3 separate regions of the Homo sapiens genome follow, and regions 1 and 3 are each linked to region 2. Evidence: chromatin contacts called from ENCODE Hi-C or POLR2A ChIA-PET data. All regions are on one chromosome and are shown on one strand. The core of a region is the stretch at or near the end of the contact, and the rest is flanking DNA. Distances in the headings are between cores, read along the strand shown.

Region 1 (2,992 bases), core at 212-2,711, 1.5 Mb before region 2:
GAATAGTTTCAGAAGGAATGGTACCAGCACCTCTTTGTACCTCTGGTAGAATTTGGCTGTGAATCCATCTGGTCCTGGGCTTTTTTTAGTTGGTAGGCTATTAATTGCTGCCTTAATTTCAGAACTTGTTATTAGTCTATTCAGGGATTTGACTTCTTCCTGGTTTAGTCTTGGGAGGGTGTATGTGTCCAGGAATTTATCCATTTCTTCTAGATTTTCTAGTTTATTTGTGTAAAGATGTTTATAGTAATCTCTGATGGTAGTTTGTATTTCTACGGGATCAGTGGTAATATCCCCTTTACCATTTTTTATTGTGTCTATTGATTCTTCTTTCTTATTAGTCTAGCTAGTGGTCCATCTATTTTGTTAATCTTTTCAAAATGCAGCTCCTGGATTTATTGATTTTTTGAAGGCTTTTTCGTGTCTCTACCTCCTATGGTTCTGCTCTGATCTTAGTTATTTCTTGTCTTTCGCTAGTTTTTGAATTTGTTTCTTAACCTCTTTGAGACTCTTTAGAATGGGGATAATAATCATATCTATAGCAGAGAGCTGTTATAAAGATTAAACAATATAATAAATATGGGGCGCTGAGCTTCAGAGTTTTTGTTGTTGTTATTATTATTTTCCTAAAAATGCAAATCTGATTTGCATTTGACTCATTGACTCACATCAGTGGGTCTTCCTTTTTATTGTCCTTCATCATATGGGTCCTAATTTCACATGCAGTCTTATAAAACCATCTCATTTTATAGTCCAAGAATATTAAAGGTACTTGTAGGCTCCCAAACCTACACGGTGAAAAGCTAGAGAGCATGGGCTCTCTTCAGGGGTTAACTTCAGGAAGTGCCACTAACAAGGACGTCCACTAGGTGGTGAGCAAGGAAAGACGGAGGTGAAGGAACCGAAACGAGTCAAGTCCACTGCTTAGCTCTACTGAAGTTTTGCAAACATCATAAATATGTCTGAAATGCAGTTTTGATTTGTAGTATTTGCAATTTCCAAGGGCCATTTACCACAGGTAGCCAAGAGTTAGTTTAGCATTTATGAAAAAGATAGGGGAGGGTGGTGGAAAAGAAGGAGGAGGAGGAGAGAGAGAAGGAGGAAGAGGAGAACAAGAACCAAACAAAAACAAGAACAAGAACAAGTAGAAGAAGAGGAGCAGGAGGAAAAAGAAGAGGAAGAAGAACAGCAACAACAATGAGTGAAGGAGGAGGAGGGTAAGGAAAGATGCATAGGAGAATGGAAGGAAGGATAGAAAGGAGGGAAGGAAGAGAGAATCTAGTCACATTACTTTCTGATCAGCAGTTCATTTTTGTCTCAGTGGGAGGCAATAGAGGCCAGTCTAGGAAAGGGGTGGGGAAAGAGGAAAGAGAAGTGCAGGAGGAAGGGGAGGGAAAAGGGGAGGAGGAGGAGGATGTGAGACTGGGTTAGAGAAATGAAAGAAAGCAAGGCTTTCTGTTGACATTCAGTGCAGTCTACCTGCAGCACAGCACACTCCCTTTGGGCAAGGACCTGAGACCCTTGTGCTAAGTCAAGAGGCTCAATGGGCTGCAGAAGAACTAGAGAAGGACCAAGCAAAGCCATGGTGAGCCTTTCAGCCTAAAAGACGTTTAGATGCTCAGATAGAAACTCTTGGGGTTGTAGAGGCAGGTGGCAAGGATAGGAATCACCCCATTTCAATTCTGGTTTTAAATAATATAGAAACTAAACATTTTCTCAGACCCTCAAAAAAAGTGATCCTGAAATCTTTCTTCTCAGATATGCTGATTTCCTCTTCTTGACTTTGTCTCTGGGGAGACTCTTGAAGAAATACTATTGAAATCAGATCTTTTGCAATAAACACTGTGTCTACCTGAGAAGTGATATGCTTTGGAAGATAGAATTTTTTTAAAATTATACTTTAAGTTCTAGGGTACATGTGCACAACATACAGGTTTGTCACACATGTATACATGTGCCATGTTGGTGTGCTGCACCCATTAACTCGTCATTTACATTAAGTATATTTTAAGGTGTGCAGGAAATTTGTGACTTTGTCATTTCAGTTGCTCAAAAAGGTATTTCTTTTTATTAAAAAAAGAAATACTTTTCTTTCCTGGTGTCTGGCTATCTAATTTTTTTTTTTTTTAGGTATTTGAGGCATTGACCCATTATGATCAAGAGTGAGGCTATAACATTAAATATAAGCATCAATAGTTAATTAAGCAGCAACAATACTTTAAAAAATATACATAGTAAATATTAAATAGTTTTATCTAATAGCTCAGCAGAAAAGCAGGTATAAAAATTACCAAACCATAGAAAAAATTCAGGGCAGTACCGATTAGCAACTTGAGACTAAAGCGTAAAAATAAAATAGAACAAAACAAAACTGTGCATCAGTTCTGATGTAAATTTGAAGTAATTTTTCATCTATGTCTGAGAAACCTGTTACCTCAGACAGGGTTAGTAGACATATGTGTTTTATTCTGATTATTAAGAAAGTTGTAAGCACCACCTCAAAGGCTATAAATGTGTGGTTTAAGAGTATACATCTAAATATAATTTTGTATTTCATTTGCAGATATTTCCATGGAAATGTCAGAGCACCCAGAGGGACTTATGGAACATCTTCAAGTTGTGGGGGTGGACAATGCTCTGTTGTGGTATGTTATGATATTTATATATCGCTAAGTCTATTTTACTTATATTCATTTTTCTTAAATATCCACTAGTTATACATAGTCTAAGGGAAAATTATTTCACAGAGCTGTTAATTCTATCCCTTCTGTAAACATCTCTTTTCTTCTTACCTTTAGTTCTTCCCCAGAAACTCCTGAACACTATTTTTAACCTATAATAGCCCATGCTGTAGAGTTCAAATCCCAATAACCCCACAAAATCCCTCAATTATAAAGGAATAATGTTAATTAAGAAATCTCTGTTAAGGTACTTACAATCTGTACCAAATATTTAGCACCTCATTTTCTATTTTTTATTCATAGTTCAGTGT
Region 2 (3,251 bases), core at 469-2,968:
GAGGGTCAGCTACCTATGAGTCAGACCTTTCTTAGGCCCGGTCTGAGGTTCCACTTGAGATTCATAATAGAGGCTAGAAATCAAGAAAAAAAAACCCGTGAAATTACTCTGAGCCTTGACCAATTAATAAAGGCAACAAATTAAAAAGAACCCACCAACTTGTTTTGAAATATCAAAAAGTTAAATTTCAGTGACTCCAACATTCGATCCCATAGAATTACTCCCTCAAGGTGAAGATTCAGAGAGCAATCTTACATTCGGAGATGTCATGCTAAGTCCCAGTATCACACAAAACAAAACCGAATAAAATCAGCAACCACAAACGTGGGTGAAAGCAGCTTGCTGAGAAAGAAGAACTTGCTGAGAAACCAGAAGAAACACTGATTAGTTTCCAGTTGGCCATATCATCTTAACATCCTCATTTCACAGATGGGGAACGGAGGCTAAAGAATACACCAAAAAGCGAAGAGAAACGTTATTTTGTCATCCAAAAAGGAAAACAAAAGCTAAAAGCACCCTAAATAGAAATGCAGCATTCTGTGTGGTTCTACAACATAGGACATTAGTGGCCAGGTTTCAGCACGATCAAAACTTTTCTAATAGGCCGGGCGCGGTGGCTCATGCCTGTAATCCCAGCACTTTGGGAGGCAGAGGTGGGCGGATCACTTGAGGTCAGGAGTTCGAGACCAGCCCGGCCAAGATGGTGAAACCTCGTCTCTAGTAAAAATACAAAAATTAGCCGGGTTTGATGGCGGGTGTCTGTAATCCCAGCTACTTGGGAGGCTGAGGTGGGAGAATCGCTTGAACCCAGGAGGCAGAGGCTGCAGTGAGCCAAGATCGCGCCACTGCACTCCAGCCTGGGCGACAGAGTGAGACTCTGTCTCAGAAAAAAAGAAAAAAAAGCTTTTCTAATAAAACAAACCAACACGCAGGCAGTCTCCTGAGGCGCTGGGTGTCTAGAGACTAGTTGTGGGCAGTGTGGACAGAGACACAAGATGTGGTCCCTGTCCTCATGGGATGGGGGCAGTTTCTCACCCCCAATCACAAGGCAATGTGTACAGGGGCGGGTGGGAGTGTCACACCCTACAACCTAAACCGGACAGAAAACCAAGGCAGAGCTCGGGGCGCGGCCACCAGCCCCGTCGCGAGGTAGGGACCGCCACCCCAACACCCCAGTCCGGGTCTGGGGCCCCGACCCACCCAGCAAAGGCTCCTTCCGCCTGGACCTCGGGGCCCCCAGCCCTACCCGGCCCTAAAGCGCATTCCCCGGCCGGTGGGGCCGGGGCCGACAGCCCAGTCGCCCACCCTCCCACTCGCAGCTCAGTCCGGGGATTTCCTCCTGCGCCGCCCCCTTGTCAGGGAGGATGGGCTGAAGGGGCGCGGGGCAGAAAAGGACGCCGCGGCCACTGCCCCGTGTAGTGCCAGACCTCTTCGCGGAGCCCTGCAGAAGAAGAGGAGGAGAAGGGGCAGAGCTACCGTCCAGAAACTCCAGGGAGTCCCCGCAGGCTTCCCAGGCCCGGGCAGGGGACGCAGGGCGGGAGCGCGGCGAGAGGGGGCCGACGGCCCCGGGCTCACTCACCTCGGACAGGCCGCTCCGGTCCTCCGTGTCCTGCCCGCTCAGCACCTTCTTCAGCTTGTCCATTGCGGCCCAGTCCCCACCAGCTCCAGCTCCTCAGCGGCAGCCTGTTGCGCTCGCTAAGTTGACGGCTCTTCCGGGTGCTAGGCAGCCGCCCAGCCGCCCAGGCGCCAACCGCGGCGCGCCCCGCCCAGGCACCTGCCCACCGGGGGGCTCCCGGCATGCCCCGCGCGCCCGCGCTCGCCTCCGCTTGTTTTGGTCCCGGGGGGCGCGGCGGGCCGGAGGGGCTGGGATTGAAGACCACCAGGCGCTGCCAAACACTAATTCGGCGTCCAGAGCAGTTTCAAACCGGAACGGGCCGCGCTCCCTCGCCCTACTTGATCCAGTCAACGAATGCCGAGCACCTACCACGTGCAAGGCTCCGGAGACACAAAGACGGGGGAGAAGCCTTGTGCAGACGGGAACAAAGGCTGTGGTTCATCCATATTGCGATCGTGCCTACACAGGAAAAGATTTTCTTTTTAATCACTCAAGGCCTTAGTCTGGTGTGGTGGGGCGTGCCTGGAAGCCCAGCTACTCCGGAGGCTGAGGCAGGAGGCTCACTTGAGCCAAGGAGTTCCAGGCTGTAATGAGCTATGACCAGGATACTGCACTCCAGCATGGGCAACAGAGCGAGACTCTGTCTCAAAAAAAAAAAAAAAAAAAGTGACTGAAGGAATGTTGAAAGGAATAATAGATTGTTAAATTGTTTTGTGTTTGTACAATTGTTTTTTTTTCTGACCTTAAAAAAACTAAAAGTAGACTGGGCATGGTGGCTCATGTCTGTATTCCCAGCACTTTGGGAAGATGGCTTGAGCCCGGGAGTTCCAGACCAGCCTGGGCAACATAGGGAGACCTCATCTCTTCAAAACATTCTTAAAAATTAGCCAGGCATGCTGGCGGGCATCTGTAATCCAAGCTACTTGCGAGGCTGAGGAGGAAGAATGGCTTGGACTCAGGAGGTCAAGGCTGCAGTAAGCCATGATTGTCAGTACAGTAAGCCACTGCACTCTAGCTTGGGCAACAGAGTGGAAACAATACAAATGGCCACCAACTGATTAATGGTAAATAAAATGTGACATACCCATGCAATAAAAAAGAATGGAGTACTGACACATGCTACAACGTGGATGAACCTCGAAAACATTGTATTAAGTGAAAGAAGTGTGGAGCCCGAAAATTTGAGACAGGTCTCAGTTAACCAGGAAGTTTATTTTGCCAAGGTTGAGGAACAGCACCTGTGACACAGACTCAGGAAGTCCTGACGACATGTGCCCAAGGTCGTTGGGGCATAGCTTGGTGTTATACATTTTAGGGAGACATGAGGCATCCGTCAATATGTGTAAGAAGTACATTGGTTGTGTTTGGAAAGGCGGGACAACTCGAAGCAAAGGCAGGAAGACTCAAGGGGGGAGGGGGCTTCCAAGTCACAGATAGGTGAGAGACAAATGGTTGCACTCCTTTGAGTTTTTGATTAGCCTTTCCAAAGGAGGCAATCAGATGTGCATTTATCTCAGTGAACACAGTGATAACTTTGAATAGAATGAGAGGCAGATTTGTTCTAAGCAGTTCCCAGCTTGAATTTTCCCTTTAGTAATTTGGGGGGGCCCAAGATATTTCCCTTTCACAGAAGCTA
Region 3 (2,871 bases), core at 71-2,570, 1.8 Mb before region 2:
AAAGTAATCTAGCCTGCTATATTACCATTAAAGGTGTTATAAATGATAATTTGTAAAATTTTACATTAGTTTGCAGAATTAATATTTAGAAAAACAAAAAATAGGAAGTCCAATGAGGAAGGAATTGCAGTACTCTAGGTATAAAGTGATTAGACTATTGGTAGAAGTAAGAATGTAGAAAAAAACTGGACTACCTGAATATCTTGAAGGAAGAAAAGATAGAATTTTGTAACACTTTAGTAAGAGGGCATGATACAGAGGAAGGAGTCAAAATTAGCTGCAAATTTTCTTCCCTTTCAGAATGAAAGAATGACTATAACATCTACAGAAATAGTGTAGCTGGTGTGAATGGGTGGGAAGATAAAAATATATTTTGTTGGGTAAGGACTGTATTTCTATATTTAATATACCATGCAGTGCCTTAACATGGTGTTTTACACATAACGGATAATCAATAATTGCATCAATGTACTACATTTGAAAAAAGCAGCAGAGCAACTACGTGCACGTCTCAAAGCAACTGGGAAAACAGGACTAGAAGACAGTGAATAAGTGACAAGATTATAGGTGAGCAGGGGGAGTAGAGGTGCTTTCTTTGCATCCCTAGAGCCTGGTTTGGTGTTTGGCACACAGCCAGCCCTCAATTCACATTTACCAAATAAATGAACCTATATCATTTGCATAGACATAATAGCTGAACCCATGGGAATAGATCTTAAACCAGAGAACATGCAGTTAAAAAAGAACCCTTCTTTCCTATGCCCTGCACTGCTAACAATTGCCTGCCTCAGAAGAAGCAATTCTAAACATACCTTGAGTTCAGGATAATTGGTGGAGTTGGAATTTCAGGAACTGTTTTTTGTTGCTGTTGTTTGTTTGTTTGTTTGTTTGTTTTGGTTGGGGGAGGTGTATTCTAGATTTAAGACATCAAAGTGACAGACTTGCCGCCTTCAAAGTTATATCCATTTTGTACAACGGTCAGATTATCTCCATAAGTTAGAGCTTGTAAGTGCAATCAGGGCCATTCAGGCCCCCAAATAGAAACCTCCCTTATTAGCTGGACTGCTGTATAGCATTCGCTAACTAAAAGGTTATCGGATTCCCCTCTCTCCTTTCAAGCTGACCTGACAGCCCTTTCTATTCCCATCCTCAAGGGGGCGGTGACTACGGAGCCACTCCTTATACACGGACGCTCAAAACTGCACCAAAACTTCCCTGCTCGGCTCCCCGGTGCGTCAAACTCTGAGGCCACCGCCTCAGACTGAGCCTGCGCATACAAGAGGTGCAGAGCAAGCGCATGCGTCGTGACGGCCCGGCTTAGGCGACTCTGGGCGGGTCTGGGCCGCTCCAGTGTTTTGGGGCACAGAAGCTGTGGGAGGAGCTGGAGGCTTCACCGTGGTAACCACAGCGCCGCTGCTGCCCCGCCTTGCAGGCCTCAGGACTGTCATCGCCTCTGGGTGTGAGGGTACTTTGGCCACCGTCCCCGGAAATAACCGCGCCTGCCTCTCAAGATACCCCATCCTCTCCACGCCGCTGCCGCTGCCGCCATGCAAGGGGAGGACGCCAGATACCTCAAAAGGTGACGACTCCCCAAGGCTCTGTCCTACCCTCCTTGCCAGGGCCCTGAAGATGTTCTTGGGTTGGCTGTGAGATGTCACTGGGCAACGCTAGTTTAGCAGACGGGATGGGAAGCAGGGAGAGAAGTCACCGAAAGGAGAGGGAAAAGGTGAAGTGGAGAAAAAAGGAGAGCTCTGGGGGGGTTTCAAAGTCCTTTGACCTGACTCGGCGGAGCCCTGACAGCATTGAAAGATGGTTTCTTCGCTACATCACCTTATTCCAGGGGGAGAGGGAGGTAGGGCAAGGTAAACCGCGTCTTTTGTTTTTTTTTTCGCCTCTTCCCAGACTCTCCATTTTCCCATAATAGATAAATCCCATGAGAGCCTGGGAATAAAGTCTGGTGCATCCGCCCTCAGGCCTCAGTTTGGGGTTCATTGCCATGGGCTTTTGAAATGATGAAGGGGAAAGAAGTGGTGGATTCTACTTTTTGGAAGGCTGAATTGAGATGTTGATTTCCAGTCTCTTTCTGCTTTCCGCATCCATGTCATCCATTTGACTCCCATGTATACAACATAATTTTTGTAGGACATTTAGTAATTATTAAGAGGTTTGTTCAGAAGTTTGATGACAATAAAATAGGCCATAATTTCTTTTAAATATAGTATCAGTTACTCAAAAAAATTGTAGTCTGTTGGGATTATTTGGGTGCTGGCAAATACTCAGATCATTCCTGATTTGGAAAAAAAAAAAGATACCTCCCACTGAACCAAGAGTAAGCAGTGATCCAATAGAAAAAAATTTTAATTCAGTACTGATTCAGTAAATACCCTGGAAAAGTCGCATGTATTCCTTTGGGCACGGTTTCCTCATCTGAAAATGGGACAGGCGTTACCTTCTGAGAGATACAAGGACGAAAGATGAAATACTTTTAAAAAATGAAACATGAATGTAAGGTGGTGGTATTATTTCAAGTCATAATACACTTGCAGTGAATATTTTTATTCTGGCTTGGCTGAGCTCTCATCATCACAGAAAGATCTTCCAAGTGTTAGTAGACTCATAGAAGGGATTCAAACAATTGTATAATAAATAAATCAACTCTATTGTCCTGGCAAGACAGGCATATATTGACTGTCTTTTTTATTTTATGTAAATATATCTGAAACTGGCAAATAGCCAGACTTTGTCAGTAAAAATTTTTAAATGAATATATAAGCCTACATCAGTGTTTATTTCCTCACTGAATTTTACTTAACGTTGGTTTTTAAAATACCTTGGTTAAAAATTTTGTGACAGAAGAAAATAAATTGCCTT

Evidence for each region. A loop is a pair of places that touch in the nucleus more often than their neighbours do. ChIA-PET counts read pairs that join two places held with the same protein, here RNA polymerase II (POLR2A). Pooled maps may share reads with other maps.
Region 1: a map of naive thymus-derived CD4-positive, alpha-beta T cell shows a loop between it and region 2 (7-fold over the local background). The contact joins the promoter of SELL here to the promoter of SFT2D2 in region 2. A Hi-C loop is called at or near these places in 1 of 168 maps with a recorded cell type or tissue (naive thymus-derived CD4-positive, alpha-beta T cell), 2 of 37 single-sample maps with no recorded cell type and 4 of 50 pooled maps. POLR2A ChIA-PET finds 5 or more read pairs at or near these places in 1 of 52 experiments (activated B cell).
Region 3: a loop to region 2 is called in a map of naive thymus-derived CD4-positive, alpha-beta T cell, with 17 times the contacts of the local background. The contact joins the promoter of KIFAP3 here to the promoter of SFT2D2 in region 2. A Hi-C loop is called at or near these places in 1 of 168 maps with a recorded cell type or tissue (naive thymus-derived CD4-positive, alpha-beta T cell), 1 of 37 single-sample maps with no recorded cell type and 9 of 50 pooled maps.

The regions. Positions count from the first base shown.
Region 1 is chr1:169,710,089-169,713,080 of GRCh38, reverse strand. SELL (selectin L) reads left to right here and starts at 1,461. Exons shown (of 9, transcript NM_000655.5): 1 at 1,461-1,585; 2 at 2,564-2,645. The coding sequence starts at 1,583.
Region 2 is chr1:168,224,471-168,227,721 of GRCh38, reverse strand. It overlaps SFT2D2 (SFT2 domain containing 2), which reads right to left and starts at 1,718. Exons shown (of 8, transcript NM_199344.3): 1 at 1,580-1,718. The coding sequence starts at 1,642. RefSeq lists enhancers at 512-561, 682-761, 1,064-1,797 and a silencer at 1,422-2,051.
Region 3 is chr1:170,073,144-170,076,014 of GRCh38, reverse strand. It overlaps KIFAP3 (kinesin associated protein 3), which reads left to right and starts at 1,320. Exons shown (of 20, transcript NM_014970.4): 1 at 1,320-1,579. The coding sequence starts at 1,548. RefSeq lists enhancers at 1,092-1,391, 1,452-1,511.